Regions from separate parts of the Mus musculus genome. Here region 1 is linked to region 2. A link is a loop called in an ENCODE intact Hi-C map of the cell type or tissue named here. Cell type or tissue: heart. All regions are shown on one strand. Each heading gives the region's core, and the rest is flanking DNA. Links, peaks and the distances in the headings are about the cores only. Region 1 has its middle 27 kb from the start of Gm51605. Region 2 overlaps Irf2bp2 (interferon regulatory factor 2 binding protein 2).

Region 1 (10,254 bases), core at 1,988-6,987, 56 kb before region 2:
CACAGTGAGGTCTCCTTGGAGGATGATCCCAGCCCACATCAGAACAATATGTCATGGCTTACAGAGATGTCACATAATTCTATATAACGAACTTTTTGTGGCCGTGCTGTGAGGGAAGGGATTTTGTCCTCATTGCAGAAGTCAGGGCCTAGGTTACGACATGGTGTCAAGTTCAGTGTCCCTTTCTAAGTTCTGGGCTTCTTTGCACTCTTCTAGCTTTTCTCTCCAGGGAGGAGGGAAACTGAGTCACAGCCTGGAATACTGACTTGGTAGAATCTCATACTTTGCCTTATCCGCTCTTAGATCATCTCAGAGTTCCGATTTAACAAATTGTAAAAGTGTGTGTGTGTGTGTGTGTATTCACATGTGCACGAAAGAGAGAGAGGGGAGGAGGGAGAAGAGGAGGAAGAGAGAGAGTAAGCATGCACATATCAATGCATGCACACATGGAGGTCAGAAGCCAACAGTGGGGGTCTTCCTCTATCACTGTCTATTGTATTTTTGAGGCAGGGTCTCTCAGTGAACCTAGAGCTCAGTGATCAAGCCAAGTGGATGGTCAACATGCTCCCCGGACCCTCCTCTTCCTGCTCTCCCAGCCCCAGGACTACAGATGTGTACCACCATGCCCAGCTTTTAATGTGGGGCTGTGTAACTGAACCCAGTTCTCATACTAGCTCAGCAAGTTCCCTACCAACTAAGCCATCTCCCTAGCTCCAGGGCGCATGATCTCTCAAGTCAACCAAACCCTCCAGAAAGCAAAGAGACGGAGTAACTGTGGAGAGCTAGGGAGAGTTGTTATTGGAAGACGGTGCAGACGCCTGCTGGAAGCTGAAAGGACCACACTGTACTGTCTCATCATGTGCTAATACAATTATCTCATGTTGGCTATGAATAATGCGGTTCCTGGGCTTCTGAAGAAGAGGCGTGGGGCTGCCAGCCCTTGAGAATGGCCCTGGGCAGAGTCTGAGTAATGTAAGCCCGTCTGAATCACAGGAGAGGACCTGCCGGTCTCAATTCGGGATCAGAAAACACATGATGCAAACATTGCCTCGCTGAGCCCTGGAGGGAGGCACGCAGAGGCAGACCCTTGACGAGAGGCCTGGAAGCTTCTCTCTTGCCTGCTCTCCCTTTAACCAGCTTGGCACCCCTTTCCAGGACCATCTTCCACTTGAAAATCTGCCTGTGTGGCAGGCACTTTCACACTCTCTGGGGCTTTGAGCCAGACCTCAAGGATCTGTGGTATGTATGCCTGCAAGCTGGGGCTGTCATCTCAGGCCCATGGAGGCTGGAGCTGAGCGAAGAGGTGTGTGCCTGTAGTGCCTCAGGAGGCAGAGGCAGTTGGATTTCTGTGAATTTGAGGCCAGCTTGATCTGCATAGTGAGTTTTAGGACACTTAGAGCTACATAGTGAGACCTACAAAAATAAATAAATAAATAAAACAAGAAACAAACAAACAAAGCCAGGATGACTGAGCCAGTCTCAGATCCTGATGGCTGGCATTAGTGAGCATAAACCGAGCCATTGTGTCTCAGCCCTCTTCCCTCCTCCCTCTTCCCTCCCTTCTCCTCCCTCCTCTCTCCTTCTTCCTCCCTCCTTTCTCTTCCCTCCTTCCTCCTCCTTTATCCTTCCTCCCTCCTTTTTCCCTCTTCCCTCTTTTCTCTTCCCTCCTTCCTCCTTTCTCTTCCCTCCTCCCTCCTCTCTCTTCCCTCCTCCCTCCTCTCTCTTTTGTCCTCCCTCCTTTCTCTTCCCTCCTCCCTCCTCTCTCTTCCCTCCTCCCTCCTCTCTCTTCCCTCCTCCCTCCTCTCTCTTTTGTCCTCCCTCCTTTCTCTTCCCTCCTCCCTCCTCCTTCCTCCCTCCTTTCTCTTCCCTCCTCCCTCCTCTCTCCTTCTTCCTCCTCCTTTCTCTTCCTTCCTCCCACCTTTCTCTTCCCTCCTCCCTCTACCCTCCACCATATTCTCATATCACATGTAACTGCTTTTCTGCTCTCACTATTAGGCAGTCTCCATGATTCAAGCCATCCTTCCTTTCTAGAAGTTCCAGGAAACACAGCCGCCTACCGCACATTGCACTTATGTGATTCCAACTCAAGTTAGAAGCCATTTCTCCCAGTTCAAGGAAAGTTATGAACTTGGCAGCCTCAGTGGAAACACACATGCACGTGCACGCGCGTGCGCTCGAGCACACACACACACAGAGTTACCCTCAGTCGAGTCACACACACAGAGTCACATACACACACCACATACACACACACACACACACACACACACACACACACACACACGGTAGTGAATTATGGATTTGCAGGGAGTGTTTCTCATTTGAGTTGTATGTATTTCACAAAACCCAAAGAAGAATTAAGCCCAAAAAGCAACTGCTCAGAGAGAGAGAGAAACTTGCTTGTAATTCATGTTATGCATAATGGATTTGGCAGGCCTGAGCACAGAAATTTCCAGAAGTGTTTGCGTGGCAGTGGTTCTTAGCCAATGCACATTTTTTAGCTGTCCTGGCCAGCTGCCCAGCCTGCAGAAAAAGGCTTGTATCTCCACAAGCTTGGCTGGCCCCGCTGTCGAGTTTCCAAACGGCATGGCGGCGTCCGATGAGCTTATTCTTAAATGCCAAAAAAACTTCTGCTACTTATATTGTTACTGAATACGAGATGCACTTCCTAAGAAGCTGACAGAGCCAAACCTTAGAGTAATCAAATAGCCTGTCATTAACGTTTCCTACAAACAACAGAAAAATGCAGCGTGGCACCAGATCACTGTTTCTCTTTGTTAGCTTTACACCCTATTCCCGGAACCCCACAAGTGATAGGAGCAGGAGGGGCAAGGAGGCAGATCTCAGCAGGATGCTTACACCCCAACTTTGGAAATACATGTGAGAAATTCACACCCCACATACATACCACATGCACACATACATCTGTACACACATACCACATATACATATCACACATACATATTACACACACCTCACATACATACACACCACACATACATATTATACCACATACATACCACACATACACATACCTCATATACGTATATCACACACACAAACCACCCATACATATCACACGCACATCATACATACATACCACACACATACACACCACACATACATATCACACACATCATACATACATATATAACACACACCACACATATATACTACACACAAACACACACACCACACATACATACCACACACAAACGCACATATACCACATACATACTATATGCAGACATACACATGTACACACACACATACACCACACATACATATCTCACACACACACACACACACCATACCACACCACACCACACCACACCACACCACATACACGCCATACACTCACTCTCAAGGGACCCTAAGCCATGCAGGGGTATTGAGTTTGAAGTGTGCTGGAATTTGACCTTGAAAGAGAAAAGGAGGCAGGAGGGCAGCTTGGGACTTGGCAAATTACAGAGTATCCTAGAGCTGCCAGGAGACTGGATACTTGGAGCCTCATCAGAGGCCACAGCTGGGATTCAATTGTCCAGCATGGTAGTTCCTCCTCCCCTTCCTTTCTCCCTCCTCCCCATCCTTTCTCTCTGGGGTTGTAACCCAGAGCTCCATCTGCTCAGTATCCCCAACCCTCTTTTAAAAATTATTATCAATTTAATTTTACCCTTTGAGATGGGAGCTGACTAAGTTGCCTAGATTGGCTTTGGATTCACTCTGTGGTCCAAGGCTGCTTGAACTTTGAGCCTCTTACTTCAAGCGCCAGAATTTCTGGGATGATAGTCTACACTACTGGACCTGCCTTCAGTGTGGACATTTTAAGGTCTTTCTTCACACAAAACCTTCAGTTTCATGTGTCTCCTTTTATTGCTAGTCTTCAGGGGGAAATCCCTTTGCTGGTTTCAGGACCCTTCCTTTTGAACCCTACCCACCACCATCCAGTGCCCTAGGACCAGATATCCCCAAAGTTCTGAGTGCCTGTCTTTCCAGTCTTCTCTTCAACCTCACAACTCTGACAGATGAAAAGAAACACTCTCTTTACCCCCAGGTTGGTGGGTGACCCAAATAGATAGCGCATGGGATGCTAGGGACGATTCCAGAGAGAAATGGGATAAAGCCAAGCTGATGAGCAGAGATGGGATCTTACAGTAAGAGACTCTGAAGTTAATGACGCTCCTGAAAATAGCTCTTCTGCCTTAAGACAGCCACGTAAACAGAGGCGCAAAAGAGGATGTCCTGGGACGGTTTTTCACCCGATGCTGCTGAGCCTCAGGTTAGGCCTCAGGAGTGCCAAGACGCATGTCTACCCAGTTGGAAGCCATCAGGGCTAAGCCAGGCGCTGGTCTACCCAGCTATATAAGGCTTGAGCACTGTTGGGTTGAATGGGGCAACAGGGGTGCATTTTCATGGAGCTGAGGTCTACCACCATCCTTTCAATTAGAAAAGAAAAGAAAAGAAAAGGAAAGAAAAGAAAAGAAAAGAAAGGAAAAGAAAAGAAAAGAAAAACTGTGTGAATGCTTGCGCATGCACGCTGTGCGTGCGTGGGTACGTACGTACGTATGTGGGTGTGTGTATACGTGCGCGGGTACATGTATGCTCGCCTGTGTGTTTGAGTATGTAATTACTTCTCACAAGAGGCTACAGAAAGGGCTGATATCCACCCACCATCTCAGGTCTGGACAAACTCTTGAAGAGATCACAGATAGCTTTGGTGTCCTTCGGTTTCTTTGCCCCTGCATGGGCAGTGGAGAGGAAAGGCCCCAGAGAAGGTCAAGGCAGGGCTGTTTTGTTCTCAGAACAGAGCAGAGACGGCCAGCAACACCACCCAGGCAATGCTCTGTGGAGACAAGAGGAAAAACAAAAGCCGGGAAGCCCATCTCCTTGGAGCTGTTTATGTTACATAACTCAAATAGACCCGGCAGCAGCAGAACTCCTCAGTGAAGCCAGACGAGGGCGAGGGCGGCTCCCTCAGCCATGAGTCGGGTCGAGATGGCTGCCTCAAAACAACAATAATCTAATTCTCAAGGACACACCATCGCAACTCAACAGGACATCCTGACTGAGCTGCAGAGCAGGCTCAGAGAGGACTTGGCAGGTCCTTATCTTCTCTGGCTAAGGAAATGAGCCCTGACCATAAGGAGGGGCATGGTCTCCAGCAGGGAGGCGTCCCTTCATAAAGAGGGAAGTGTTTGATGCTGGTCCCTGAAAGGCAGTGAAAGTGACCCGGAGCTCTCACAAGTCCAGCCCTTTTCAGCCTTGAGCAAAGAGGTAGAGACTGGCTTTCTGGCAGCTGACAAGGAGTCAGTGTGGAAAAGGTGTAAGCTGCCAGGCGGTGGTGGCATGCGCCTTTGATCCCAGAACTCAGGAGTCAGAGGCAGGTGGATCGCTGTGAGTTCAAGGCCAGCCTGTTCTACAGAGTGAATTCTAGGACAGCCAAGGCTACACACACACACACACACACACACACACACACACACACACACGTATAAGCAAGTCAGGCCTAGTGGATCAGAAGTTCAAGGCCTGGGCTAGAGAGATGGCTCAGATGCTCTGACAGGGGAATGCTTGCAATGCAGGCATGAGGGTCTGAGTTCAATAACCATACTGAGCCAGTGTGAGGGAGGGGGGGTTGGGGAAGCCAGCCATGGTGGTACATGCATGTTATCTGAGCATTAGGAACCCTGAGATAGGAGGATTCCTGGGGCTTGTTGTCTAGACAGCCTCACCTACTTGATAGTTTCAAGCCAATGAGAAACTCTGCCTCAAAAAAACAAGGCGGATAGCTCCAGGAAAACATCTGAAGTTGTCCTCTGGCCTCAGTATGCATGTGCACACGTACACGTGTACATACATACATACATACTGTACACCCTCATACACGTGAACACACTTAAAACATACAAGTTCTACAGAAAAAGTTGCAGGCCAGCCAGGACAACTTAGCAAGATAAGTTGAGTTGTCTCAAAATAAAAAGTCAAAAGAGGCTAGAAATGTCAGGAGTAAAAGTTTATCTAGCACGCAGGGAGCATTAAGTGCAGGGAGCACTACAGAAAAGAATGCAACAACAACAACAACAACAAAACCCAAAACCAAAATAACCCACCACTAACGGCTAAGTGAGGGCAGCCCCCAGGCCTGAAGCTGCACAGAGTGAGTCCTCAGACAGAACAAATGAGAACCCAGGAGACCTCTTTCATCAACACACCATTGTCTCTGAGGATGGTGGTTCCACCATAGGCTGGGGACAAGAATAGAAAGGCAATTGAGAACACAACCCTCAGAATAGTCAGATGGAACCGGCTGCCAACGCTTGCCCCGTTAGTAGGCTATGGGGACATGCAGAGAGCGTTTTTCTCTCGAAGGCTTGTGTTTAAAAATACATCTTTCTTCAAAGCTGACTGGGGAGCAGATGAGAAACGTGAAGCCTCCTGTGTCTGTGCGGAGGGGTGTGAACTCACTCTGATCTGATGAGGCTTGCTCAGTGCCTCTGCCCTCCCTATGCCTGCTTGGGTTCCCTTGTGCCTCAGCGAGTTCATGGCTCAAGTTTAATGGCAGCCAGAGAAATAAACATGGCTCCTTTAAAATGTGGGTCAAAGGTTGGGAGTGCAGCTTAGTGGTAGGGAGGGCCCTCACCTAACCTGTGCAAGGAAGGCCCTGGACTCCGTTCCCAGCATTGCCATACTCCAGAAACATTGTCCCCTAGGGGAGCTGGCTGGCTGCCCACAGAGGGCAAGTGTTGAGGTATCCTTGTATCCTCTTGGCTTGGACCCTTCCTTTACAAATGTGTCCTGGATACCTTCTCTCGTCCAGTTTCCTAATTTTCAAAAGTAGTATAATTTCTTCCCACTCCTTATGAGTAACTAGGAACTACACCAGCAAAAGTTACCTTACAAAGCTGGCATTGAGTTCCACATTCAGGTTCAAGTGATGAGCGATCCCCTCTCTCAGCCCGGCAGGCCCAGTGTGGGACTCTCCTTTAAATATCACACTGACAGACAACGCTGCAGGCTGTGGAGCTGCTCTGCCCGGAAGACAGTCGAGAGCACCTCCAGAGAAGCTGGTTTGGAGGAACCTCTGAAGTTCCTACAAGTCCAAACGTATGTTCTCAGTAGAAACCAACAGGTGGTGAGCTGTCAGGCAGTGTAGATGCCAGAATCTACCCATGTACAGATTTGGCACCCTTTTCCCAGGGGAGCTTCGAGTGAGCAGATCACCATGGTGGGGTCAATTTCAAGTCTGCCTCAATGAAACTCTGGGGATGTTCCTTGAACAACAACTGGGGCAGTGTGACAGCTGTTTAAGGACACCTAAGAGAAGGGTCCCCAGGGAGTGGAGATGGAGCTTCCCCTGGGACTGCTCTGCTTGCTGTGTGTGTGAAGTGAAAGACTGAAAGTAGGGGAGGGGGCAGGGTCAGCTGAAAGGGTGAGCATACTAATTAGCCAGTGGGCAGAGACGCAGTTGAAAGATGTGGACTCTGGAAAGAGCAACATCGTTTTAACACCTGTGATTGTTTTTACTGTAGGCAGTGGGGCCCCAGGAGAAGACCTTCGGGCAGAGACCTCCAGTCAGAACCTTTATCATAAAAAGAAAGCCACCAACTTGCAGCCCTGGAGGTCTCTCCCGTTGTTTCATTTGCAGTGTTTATGAGCAGAACAAAAAATCAAATTTAATGGTAGCCAGATAGATAAGCACAGCGCCTGGAGAGATGGTTCATGGGTAGACATGGTGATTGCCAAACCCTGAGTTCACTCATTGGAGCCTACGTGGTAAAAGGAGAGAGACAAAAATTGTCCTCAGACATCCACTCATGCATCACTGCTTTCAGATGCCCCACAAAATGAATGAATGAATGAATGAATGAATGAAAAGTATTTGAAACTTTAAATAAAATCTGGTTCGTGGGCTAGGGAGATGGCTCAAAAGGTAAGACAGCTCTTGCTATGCAAGCAAGAGAATCTGAGTTTAAATCCAGCAGCCATGCAAAAATGCTGGGTCTGCCCATTTGTGACTTGATTCTCAGTGTTGGGGACAGACTAGTCCTAGGAAGTTACTAGGCAGGCGGCCTGGCCAAAATGGCAGAGCTTCTGGTCCAATGAAACTCTGTCTCAAAAAATAAGGCGAGATGGTATCACCTGACATCATCCTGTTCAACTGAGCATATCACACACACACACACACACACACACACACACACACATGCATTCACACAGCACACACACTAATTAAGAAAATAAGACCTAGCTCATGGAGCTAGGGACATAGCTTAGGGGTAGGCCTCAGGCTTCACTCCTAGCACTGGGGGTGGGAGGAGGAATCCAGTCTATAACATAAGTTGTCGTCCTTATGACAAGTGGGTGAAGGGACAATAACAGGGAAGATTGGGACCTTAATATCCACTTGGGAATTTGAACACAGCTTGCAATTACCCAAAGCCACTGCCTCTGGGGCAGGCTGGGAAATTTCTATTTCTTTCATGAGTGACACTGGACTAAGACCCAAGATCCCACTATGTCTCCCATCAGGAACACTTCCTAGCAGGGTCACTGTTTTACCCACAAACTGGAACTCAGGATACCCACATGTCAAGGAGGCTCACTACCAAGACCTCCATGCACTTCAGATGGAACACTATGCACTGTAATTGGAGCACCATGTACTGTAGTTGGAGCATAATGTATTGTAGTTGGAGCACCATGCACTGTGGTTGGAGCACCATGCACTGCAGTTGGAGCACCATGTACTGCAGCTGGAGCACCATGTACTGCAATTGGAGTGCTATTCACTGCAGCTAAAGCACCATACAAGTAGTTGGAGCACCATGCCCTGCAGCTGGAGCACCATGCGCTGCAGCTGGAGCACCATGCACTGCAGTTGGAGTGCCATTCATCACATCAAGGGCTGAAGTTGCATTCAGATGTGACCTCACTACTTCCCATTTGTGAAGAACTAAGAAGCCATCCTGCCTTTTGCCTCCTGAGAGATGGCTCCAGACATGACCAGGAACATGACCCTTTAATTCACAGCACCTACCACCAGGGTCTAGGGTCTCCCAGAATGGACAGAGTGGCCTCTGTCTTCACCTGGGCTTGAGAGGCTCTGGCTTTCTCTTTCCTGCCCCCAGAGTTCTGTCCAAAGAAGGAAGCAGATAGTGAAGACCTAGAAAGAGAGCAAGGAAGGACTGACATGGGCTCCAGAAAGAAGTGAGTACATTCCTTGTATTCTTTGTAGATGACTCTCCAGCCTGCATCAGCCTCGGGCGAGTCCCAGGCCTGCAGCAAACCCTGTCTGCCCACAGGGCTGTCTCAACACGCTGTTTGCAAAGTCAAGTTTGCAGTGTAAATTCTGTTCTCCCTTGCTTTCTTCAGGGATTCACAGATGGGCTCTCAGCGGCTCTTCCTCTCCAAGCCTCTTTGGTGCTGAAAAGTGAGGTCACTGCTCTGGAACATGCCATCCCTGTCAGAACAGGTCCTCCAGGCAGCCATGCGGCCGCAGGGCCAGCAGGGTGGGCCGTGCTGGCTCCCAGTCCTGCCCTGACTTAGATCTCTCTTGGGCACTATTTTGGGCAGATTTTTTTCTCCCCATCTTGCTCTTTATCATAAGCCCATTGGGCAAATGACAGCGGTATTGCAAGCTTGAATGGGCTTGTTTGACAAGCCAACTTTCACCCTGTGAGCTGCCACCGGCTCCTGCAACTCTGTGAGAAGGACAAGCAAGCAACTCCAGCTACTTCCTTGATGTAACTGACTTTTGAGTTTAAGATGTCTTGTTGTCATCTCCCTGGTTGCGAGGACAAGAGGGAGAAGACGGGACTCATCCTCCTGTGCATCTGTAGTTGGCACTTGTCAAAGCCCTTTTTGCTCTGAAGCCCCACCCCTCAGAGCACAGACAGGCACTTGGAGGGGACCTCTCCCAAGTACAAATGATTACACTCAAAGACACTGCTGATAAATGTCATGGGCCAGTGGCTCAGTGGGTAAAGTGCTTACTGTGTAAATATGAGGACCTGAGTTCCTATCACCAGAGCCCATGTTAGAGCCTGATGTGGTACCCAGGACGTTCTGAACAGGTCCAGCCAAGAAGAGAGTTGGTTTGCAGAGGGCAGAGGGATAAGGAAGCTCAGATTCCCTGCTGGAGGTAGTGGGTGTGGCCATGCTACAATACTCTGGTTGGGCGGGTAGGCTAAAATCAGAGAGGCTAGGGCAAGCAGCCACGAACTGTGCCGCAGCAGGGAGCAGTGATTCATAAAT
Region 2 (10,254 bases), core at 1,975-6,974:
TTCCTGGGTAGAGAGGGAGACTTAAGTCACAGGGGAACTCAGTGGCACAGGGTGACCCTGGGTGTCCGGCAGCACGAGTCCTTTTTCATGCCTGGACTGGTCTGGGGACCGATGAGTGGGAGCCTCCATAGGGCGGAGAGAGTTTAGTGTGTCCTCCTCTAGCTACTCATGCCTTTCATGTTCTCTCCTGATGGGGGGTAGACCATCTCCCTAGTGTCTCTATGACATCTGACAAAGATATTTATAAGGGACCACACAGCAGCTGGAGAGCCCTGTGAAAGCCCCGAGCACAGCTGAATTAGGGCACCACTATTCACTGCCAGGCCTTCTCTTCCTTCTCATTACTTTGTTGTGCTTGGACTTCCCATAGGCCCAAGAGTGAAGGACACTAGGTCACTGTGGCAGGTCTTCTGCAGCCTCTCCTTTGACCTTTGAGCTCCTGGCTCCTGCTGTGGATCTCATGGCAGAGATCCTGCAGGGTGCTAAAGACACAGGACCCAATGACTTCCATGAGCTGAACCATGAGGACCAGATCCCAGAAAACTCTGTGTCTTCTGGGTCCCATTAGCGTTTGGAAGCACCATCAGGTCAGAGGAGAACTACTCAAGGATGTCGTCCTGATACTGGTCTCTGTGTTATAACTTACATATAATGAGGAGTCCCAATTTAATCCCTGAAACAAAGCCTGGAAGGGTAACACCAAGTTAAATAACAATAAAATAGCGTGTTTTCCTTACTTTGTGGCTCACGGTTCATGTTCACGATTGCTGCTATACTGGGCTGCCATCACTAGTCCCTCTATACCTGAGGCACAAAGAGGCCAAACTGGCGAGGCTGCCCGTCTTGGCTTTTCATCCCTTCAGAACCAGGTGTTTCTTGGTTGACAGAATGCTGTCTATGATGTGTGAGGCTCTGGGTTCCACCCTCGGTACTCCATAATCTGGGTGTGGTGGTACATGTTTCTCATCCCAGCACGGGAAGAGAAGACAGGAGGATCAAAGTTTAAGGTCATCCTTGGCTACATAGGGAGCTCAGGGCCAGCCTGGAATATGTGAGAGCCTATCTCAAACTAATTTAAAAAACAACTATGAACTAAACAGAAACAAGTATTCCGAGGAGAGATCACACACAGAGATCCTGAGGTAGGAGCATGCTTGGAAATCTGAGGAACAAGGAAGCCACGTTGCCAAAATAGAATGAGCAAGGACACCAACTGTGCCTGGGACGTAGCAGAACCTTGCAAACCTTTGCATTTGACACTAAAGGAGTTTTGTTTTTTGTTTTTTGCTTTTTTAAAAGGACACCAGAGGGATTTTAGTAAGGGAGAAAGAAGATCAGAGAGCAGACTTATGTTAAGAGAAAATTAAAGGCTTTTTGTTGTTTTTTTCTTTTTTTTAAAATTGGGTATTTATTTCATTTACATTTCCAATGCTATCCCAAAAGTCCCCCACACGCTCCCCCACCCACTCCCCCACCCACCCACTCCCACTTCTTGGCCCTGTCATTCCCCTGTACTGAGGCATATAAAGTTTGCACGACCAATGGGCCTCTCTTTCCACTGATGGCCGACTAGGCCATTTTCTGATTCATATGCAGCTAGAGACACGAGCTCCAGGGGGGTACTGGTTAGTTCATATTGTTGTTCCCCCTATAGCTCCTTGGGTACTTTCTCTAGCTCCTCCATTGAGGGCCCTGTGATCCATCCAATAGCTGACTGTGAGCATCCACTTCTGTGTTTGCTAGGCCCCAGCATAGTCTCACAAGAGACAGCTCTATCTGGTTTTGTTGTTTTTTTTTTTTAAATGTGTGGGTGTTTTGCTTGGATGTCTGTGTATCACCTGTGTGCAATGCCCATAGAGATCAGAAGAGGGCACCAGAGCACCCAGGAACTGGAGTTACAGGTGGTTGTGAGCCCCGAGTTGGGCACTGAAAATCAAACCCTAGTCTTCTGAAAGGGCAGCCTCTTTGCTGTTGTGCCTTCACTCCATTCCCCAGACCCACACTTTAGAGGGTCATCCATCTGCCAAGTTTGAGACTAAGCTTCAGAGGACATGGGCAGAACCTGGAAGAAGGACCCTGAAGCATCTGAGATATTCTACACGAGGCACGGTAGTGGCTCCACCAGGTAAGTCTCCAACATGTTGTCTTCTTCCTACTTATTTGAGACAGGGTCTCATGTAGCCCAGGCTGGTCTGGAACTAGCCATATTGCTGAGGGTGACCTTGAACTTCTGATCCTCCCAAGAACCAGGATTACAGGTGCGTGCCACCATGCCTAGTTGTTGAATATGTGTCCCTCCCGAACAAGGATGTGCTGACTGATTGGATAATTATGATAAAACCCTGATCAGGTCACTTCCAGGCTTATGGCCCAAGCAATGGGAAGGCGACCTCGACTTGCATGAAGATTGGGAAAACAGAGGTAATGAGACAGGCATGAGAACAGGAGCTTGATTTTGGATCTATCTAGCACAATGGGTTTAAAAAAAACCAACTGGACAGCTCACTGAATTTGGTGAGCAAGCCGCTTGGCACAGCCTGGCTGGTACCTAAAGGGGAAGTTGAATCTAGAGATGTTTTGTAGGAAGTCTGTATGCAAATATGGTTCGAACACTTGATACTGGATGAAACAACCAGAGAGAAATGTGGGCAGAAAGGAGTGAAACCAGGATGGGAAGGCAGCCAGATAGGTAGCAGGGTAGCAGTCATTTCTGCAAACAAACCGAAGACACTTTCTCTTTGCACCTACCTGATCTAGTCATAAGGGACATATCTCAAGTCACTAAGCGTTAAGCATCATGGAATGTGTACTACTTAACTTTGTCTGTTAATCCCTCTATAAGACCAAGAGGTAAGCCATCCCATCCCTAACCAGTTTCTCAGAAGACTAAACACAAAAGTTTAGAGAGGGAGGTACCATTTAAGTTTAAGCCATCAGACCCTAGCCCATATTCTTTGTGTGTGTGTGTGTGTAAAACATGGGTACGCATATATGTGTGCATATGTATATGTGTGTATATGTATATGTGTGTATAGGTATATGTGTGCATAAGTATATGTGTGTGCGTATGTATATGTGTGCATATGTGTGCATAGGTATATGTGTGCATATGTATACGAAAGTTCACTTGTCCCTGTCTATGTGTGTGGAATCAAAAGGTCAATGTTCTGTGCCCTCTATTGCTCTCCACATTACTTTTGAGTCAAGATCTCTCCCCGAACATGAAGTGCAATGATTAGCTAGGATGGTTGGCCAATGAGCCTGCCTCTCAGTACAGAGTTTCAAGCCTTTTTGCAGAGGTTACACTGCGTACCCAGCTCTTTGCATGGGCACTCTTGAGATCCAAACCTGGGTCTTCATACTTTCACGGCAAACACTTTAACAACTGAGTCACGCCTCCCAGTCCCCGTTCCTTACCAGGAGGCACATGCATACAGGGAAACCCAGGGAAACCAATCAGTGAAGACACGAATCACAGTGGGCAGGTGGGGGTCTGGTGGAAGCTTTCTCTCCAGTCACCATTCTTACACGTGCCATCTCTTTCCTACTGCAATGTCTGGGATTCCTCTGGGCCTTGGAGAGTCCCAACCTCACCCCAATGGTCCACAACCTCAGCAGACACCACAAGAGAAACCCCCTGGGGCTAACTGGATGGCTTGGTTTGCTGCTCACCCCTTGACTAAGTTCCTTCTCAAGCTACAAAGTTGTGGTTGACCAACTCTTCATGGCTTCCATGGCTTTTACTTTTTATTTATTATTTATTTATTTTTATTTTTTTGGATCCACTGGCTCTAGGGCACAGATATATGGTTCATCAGAAAATAAAATGAAATTTTACACATAGAACATCTCCATTGAAGTTAACCTAATGAAGGAGTTCTTTAATTCCTGCCCCCTCCATTTATTTTTTTTTGTTAATGCTTTTAGAAAATATATTTAAAATCCTCCACCCCCCACAACCACACAAATGCAGTCCTTGCTTCCAAAGTCACAGGTGGGTCAATGTCAAGCTGCTTTGTGGGCCTAATGATATGCTCAAGAGACTGTCCATGAATACCTCTGAACGGATTATTTTTAGAAAGTATTCACCTCTTCTATTTGCAGATCGTATTTTTATTTTATTTCCAATGGCGCCATTTATTCTCTAAGGTCACTGATGAAATAAGAAAGCCTGCACAGGGTAGAGTATTGATACCCAATGAAAATCAGCCTTTGGTCCCCAGCAGGAGGTGCCCTGTAGAACCCTGCTCTCCAGGAGTGAGCACAGCAGGGGGCGCCCTGCTCTCCAGTGTTTCAGAGGGACTCCTTGTTACCCACGTTCACATAATAACGGAAAATATTTATTTGGTGTAACCCAGCAAGCACCCTGTTGCCACACACCTAGTGCCTTTTCAGATCAGAACCCTGTCACAGAGACTGCCTGATTCTTAGCTCCTCTATGGGGTGAATACTCGTTGTTTTGTTGTTTTAATCATTAAGACAACTAAGTGTACATGATGCCATGAGATGCTCATAGTCTAGGAAGATTCCCCAGCCCTGTGTGTGGCAACTGCTGTGTGAAGCATAGGCAGAGAGGTGCGTTCCTAATGGAACTTAAAACTTCAGGTCTCAGCACAGAACTCTCTTGTGTCTCCATGAGAACAGCCTCTGGCTGTAGACACACAGCCACAGGGAAAGAACAGGAACTTTCTCTCAGAAGTTTGAACCAGGAAGCCTTGTGTGCTCAGTGTGCCTTTGATTTCCATCACAATTGCCTCTCAAGGTGCGAGCCAAGTCTCCAGGCAGGTTGTGAGTAGGATTCTAGACACACAAACCTCTTCAGTGTCCCATCCATGTGCTGCAATCGCTGTTGAAGCAATGGCAAGCTGTCACTAAGGCCTGAATGAGGGAGGTCCCTATCTCCCCAGGATAGGCACAATCTGCTCCAAGACTGCTGAGAGAGAAATGTCATCACACACACACACACACACACACACACACACACACACACACACAAACACACACACACACACACACTGTATTCCTTCTGAGACAGGAATGCGCTATGTAGGGCAGGTTGGTCTTGAACTTAAGACCCTTCTGCCTCCACAGTGCTGGGATTCCAGGCATTAGCCACCACACTCGACAGAGAATTAAAAAAAAATAAATAAATAAAATAACACGGAGCTTATTTTTGTTTCTCTCTCCCCCCAACCCCCACCCCAGTACTGCAGAGCGTTAAACTGAATAATTCAGAAAAATGTGAAGTTAACTGGGTAGCACCTTAAACGCGCTCTCTGGCCTTAAATTGTTTCTACATTATTTATGCCCGACTGGACAGCCAGCTGATCGAGCGCCTGATCAGACTTGGGAGCTCCCGCGTGGACTGTGTCCTGAGGATTGCTTCCCAATTGCACTTTGAACATGGTCCAGCATGGGTATGCTCTCTGCTCACACGGACGTCCTTTTGACACGTATGTTTACAGCATCAGCATGAAACATTTGGCTTATTATAGCTACAGCCCTAACCCCCCTCGCCCCCCACCCCCACCCTCACCCCCGGAATGATGGTTTCCAAAAACGGAGTGACATTTGGGCAGCTTTTGTCCGGAGGCTTCTGTAAACTTCACAAATCCCCCTCCTTCCCCCAACCTCCCCCCCTCCCCCAGCACACGCTGGCGACTAAAGCAGCCGCGTGTGACCCTCGGGGCCCCAGGCGCCAGCGCCCCCCCCTCGCCAGACAAGCCTTTGACTTTATTTGGTGCAGCACGCGCAGCTCCAGCCTGCGCGCGCATTCCTGCGGGCGCCAACTCACGCGCGGGACGCTAATTTTAGCGCCGCAGCTGGCGCGGGGCGCCGCCCGTGCAGTGGGGCGGGACGCACGGGACGGAGAGGGGACTGCCTAGTGGGGAAGCGGTCCGTGGATTGGGGCGAGGACCGCGGAGTGGGGCGGGGCGTGGGGGTACAGAGTGGAGCTGAGAGCGCGTGGGACGTGGTGGAGGCTCGTGGAGCAGGAACAGAGTAGGACAGGGTAGGGCGCGCGCGCAGTGGGCACACCGGAGCCTCCACGTGCCTATCTGCGGTCATGTATGAGAGGGAGTGGAAGCCCCCTCCACGAGGCGAGTTCAATTCCATGTGTTCCTCGTGGGCCTGACTCACTTCTTTCTGTAAAAGCGACTGGGGTTGGCTGGACCGGAGGCTTCTTTTTAAAACACTCCTTGCTCCCAAACTGCCACGCAAAGTTAAAAGGGGAAAAGGAAGAGCCCCAGCCTGACCCCGCCCGATGCAACCCGGGCTCCGCGATTGTGCGCAGATGCAACAGGACGCAGCCGCTTTGATGCTCAGCCAAAGCATGGCCCTTGTGTGCGCTGCACAATGCATGCATTGTGCGCATGCCCGTCTTGAGTTCCTGGGTCAGAAGGCTGCTGTGGCTCGGTTTATAAATTCTAGGACACTCCATTCTCTCGTGTGTGGAGTTAGCCTCTACTCTTATTTCCCACACTCATGGTAGGTAGGGGAGCCTCTGTGGACCAACCTGTCCACTGTGCCCTTGGCCAAGAAAAGGGTTCTACCCAGTGGCTTTGACCCTAACCTCACAAGTGGCTGTAGCTTGAGGTGCCTGCTTGGGGTTGTTAAAAGAATGGTACAGACACCCATATGGTGCTTATTAGAACAGTCCCTAACGACTGTGACCTGCCTGTGAAATTCTGATTTCAGTTGTATATGGGGTACAATAAATCTTTATCTTTTATCGCCCAAAACGGCTAATTGAATTGCTGTTGGCAGCACAAATAACAAAATGGGGTAACAGCCTGGGTGGAACGCTCCCTCAACCCCCAGCAACTCCCAGCAACCTTTTCCCAGTAGCAACTCAATCCAAGATGGATGGCTATAAGGTTATAACTCAGGTGGATCCCAATAGCCCTTCCTGTGTTCTGCAGATCTCTTGATAGCATACTTAAAAATTATAAGAGAACATAACTTGTGTCTCATTTAAAAAAGAAACAACAAAAGCTGGGAGGTGGTCGTGCACACCTTTAATCCCAGCACGTGGGAGGCACAGGCTGGATCTCCAGGAGTTCGAGGACAGTCTTTCCTACAATAGAGTTCCAGGGCAGCAAGGGCTACAGAAAACAAAACCAACCAACATTAAAATAAATGGAGGCCCTTAGCTGTGCTGAAAATGCTGTTTCTGTTTTGTTTTCCTGGAGACACCGCCACCACACACACACACACACACACACAGTTCGGAAGACGCTGTGCTGCGGCAGGAAAGATGTTTACTAAGTGGCAGAGAAATCTGCAGTGACCTAAATATCTGTCTTGCCTCCACGCTCATCCAGCAAAGCTTGACTCATCTGTGCCCCGTCCCCGTTCCCCTGGTGAGCATCTGAACTGCTAATGATACTGATGACTTCCTTAGAATCACTAATTGCTAAGTAAGAGTGGTTAAGATCTCCAGATTATGTAACAAGTTATTCTGCACAAAATGTACACTATATTTAGAAATATTCAAATGTGGTGGTGTCACCCTACACAGGATGTGTTAGCTCACCGTGCAGGGTGCACTGCGTATTTTACCAGCCCAGTTCTACAGCCCCATTCAAAGGCCAGCCAGTACCTGATGCTCTCTGAATTCTCACTGGGAATCCTGTCATCTTGGTCTCTGGATCTAACCTATCTTAGAGGAGTTTCTAATGTTTTGGGGGTAAATCAAAGGATGTTTTTTGATTTTTGAGCCAGTGTACATTATAGAGGGCCAGCCTCTTACTTTCCCCCAGACACATTTAAGGTGTTGTCATAGAAAAAACTTACACCATGCCAACAGTCATTCTACTGGCTTTTTCATTAAAAATAAAAGGTCACTTTTTTTTTTTTTTTTTTTTTTTAAACCAGGTGTGGTATCAAGTGCCTTTAGTCCCAGAATTCAGGAAGCTGGAGGCAGCAGACCACTTCTGAGTTGAGGCCAGCCTGGTCTACAAAGCAGGTTCCAGGCTATGTGCAATGAGACTGTCTCACAAACAAACAACAAAAAAACCCAAATAGTCGTTATGATACCATGTCCAAATAATTAAAAAGTTACGTCTCTATGGTACTTTCCCCCTAAAATACCTTTCTCGTTGCATGGAATGTTTTATATTGAAGTCCAACCAAGAGGGTACCATGTTGTGATTTAAACACACCAGACATACAAACCCTACAAACACAATTTTGTAATTTTTTAAAAAGAGCTGTAATACTTTTGAAATAAATCAAAGGTAAGTGGTGTCAAATACACCTGGCATGGGGGCAGGTGACACTGCTGAGTTAGACCGGCTGAGGTGTTTCAGTCCTGGGAACTGAACCCAAGGCCTCATGCATGTTAGGCAAGCATTCCGCCTCGGATGTACTACTGTGCAGTCGTAATAATGATCACCAGGGGTAGTGTGATACCCCTGGTCAGTACTTAGCTGGGAACTCAGACATATCCAGCGCTAATCCATACACCCAATCATCTCCAACTTCCAGTCTCTTCTTACATAATCTATAAGCTACACAGTTGTGTGTTGTGTGTGTGTGTGTGCCTTCACCAGAAGGGCATTCTGGTGAAGACGCAGGCTGCCCCCAGAAAACAGGAAGGAGGGACCAGCATGACTGATAGTCTGGGAACTTTGCATTTCTGTGTCTACAGCCTACTTAATTCTGGTAGTACGGGTCTAAGCAGAAGCCCTCAAGGAGTTAAAACTCAGGCTGCATCTAGAACCCTAGGAGATGAAATAAGTATGATTGCATTCACTGTCTGTGACCAAAGAGAAACATGTCTTCTAGCCTCCTATGAACAGAAGGCAGGCAGATGAGGGTGACCCCAGACCAATGGTAGCCTGCCCAAACATTCTGCTAGAAGATTCCATACGTAATCAGGAAGGTGGGCATTTCACTCATCAAACAAGATGATCTATAAGTCACGTGGAGCAGTGGAAGACTTGTCTCAAAACTAGGATTCCCCAATTTTTTTAACCCTTTCCTCCCCACAACAAGAACCTAGTCTACTTAACTTTATCTTTGCAAGGCACTTAAAGATTTTTTTTTAAAGCGACTTCTGGAAGAGTTATTGTGTCACCAAAATTAAATAAATAAATAAATAAATCTAGCATTTCCAAGAAACCCAAAGCTAAGTTTAGCCTATTTCTTGTTATTAAATGAAAAAGTCATTTATTGCTGATGAAAAAACTAAATATATATGGGATAGCCTCCCCATACAAGTCACAGGACCACCCCTCCTCCCAAAGATGCTGTTGATGTCATCTTAATACATACTGTATATTTCTAGCCTTGAACTCTTCCAAAATTTCACAGCTCACTATCCCAGGAGCCTTCCCTACCACAGGCCAAGAGATCAAGAAAAAAGTGTACCCTGCAGGAATCCCCTGCTATGTGGTGACAACTGCCAGTTAGACAGTGGGGATTCACACCTAAGTAAGCCCCCTCCGGTGGCTCTACTACACCTCACTCCACAGCTTTCCCAAATGTAGACCCCACTCCCACCAAGAGAGTACTTGTCTATGGCCCAAGATGTCGACTATCACAAAACTTTTCAAAGAGCAGATTCAGGACAGGACAGGCACCTCAGTGTCCCGGCGGCCATCTGCTCTTTCCAACCCAATTCTTGCAGAGTGGCTCTGCTACCAGCTTGCAAAGCAAACAAGTACTTCCCAGATGACCTCTGCTCTGATCCTATCTGTGCCCCTCCCCATCTGCCCTTCCCCCCTTGACTACAAGTCTCCTATCTCACTTGTCCTGAAAACCCCAACCCCATACATACACCCTTCAGTCTAGCGATCGCCACAACAGCCGCCCTGAGTTTGATTTTTTAAAAAAAATTTTTTTTTAAAAAAAAGGTCTTGGAAAACATTCAGTGCTCCCAATTTTATTTTTATTTAATGCTAAAAGAAAAAAAAAGTACTGTAAATCTGACAAATGACAGAATGCAGGTGATATCTCCATAGCGTGGGTTTAAAATATACCGTTGATAGCTCAGATTACACTTATTTCAGTAGACATTGAGTTTCATCAGATATAGAAAAATTATCACCTTCGACTTAAAAAAAAAATAAAGCAAAGTTTGAAAGGTGGCACACTTTCAAAACACCTGGTGGCCAGGGAAAGGTATATAGAAAAGCTGTAAACCACGTGTATGTTCTCATTAACTCCAGAGTGAGGCCACATGAAAGACACTAACTCTATCTGTTAAATTCTATAAACTGTTAAAAGAAAAAAAAACAAAAACCTGACCGA

The links. Peaks named below come from ENCODE experiments on the same cell type or tissue, not always from the same donor. Only the 100,000 strongest peaks of a DNase experiment are listed, where the experiment ranks them.
Region 1: it touches region 2 in a loop (3-fold over the local background); 13 of 42 quality-filtered maps call a loop at or near these places.

What each region holds. Positions count from the first base shown.
Region 1 is chr8:126,522,276-126,532,529 of GRCm38, forward strand. No RefSeq gene overlaps it. Among named protein-coding and RNA genes, the nearest start is that of Gm51605, 27 kb to the left of the region's middle. In heart, for the core only: a CTCF peak has its summit at 4,995; DNase peaks (open chromatin) are centred at 2,086, 2,516, 3,496, 5,006 and 2 weaker places; H3K27ac peaks cover 2,459 bases.
Region 2 is chr8:126,578,426-126,588,679 of GRCm38, forward strand. It overlaps Irf2bp2 (interferon regulatory factor 2 binding protein 2), which reads right to left. Exons shown (of 2, transcript NM_001164598.2): 2 at 9,871-10,254. Among named protein-coding and RNA genes, the nearest start is that of Irf2bp2, 10 kb to the right of the region's middle. In heart, for the core only: a CTCF peak has its summit at 4,250 (motif pointing right); DNase peaks (open chromatin) are centred at 4,276, 5,386, 5,876, 6,296 and 2 weaker places; H3K4me3 peaks cover 1,747 bases; H3K27ac peaks cover 2,849 bases.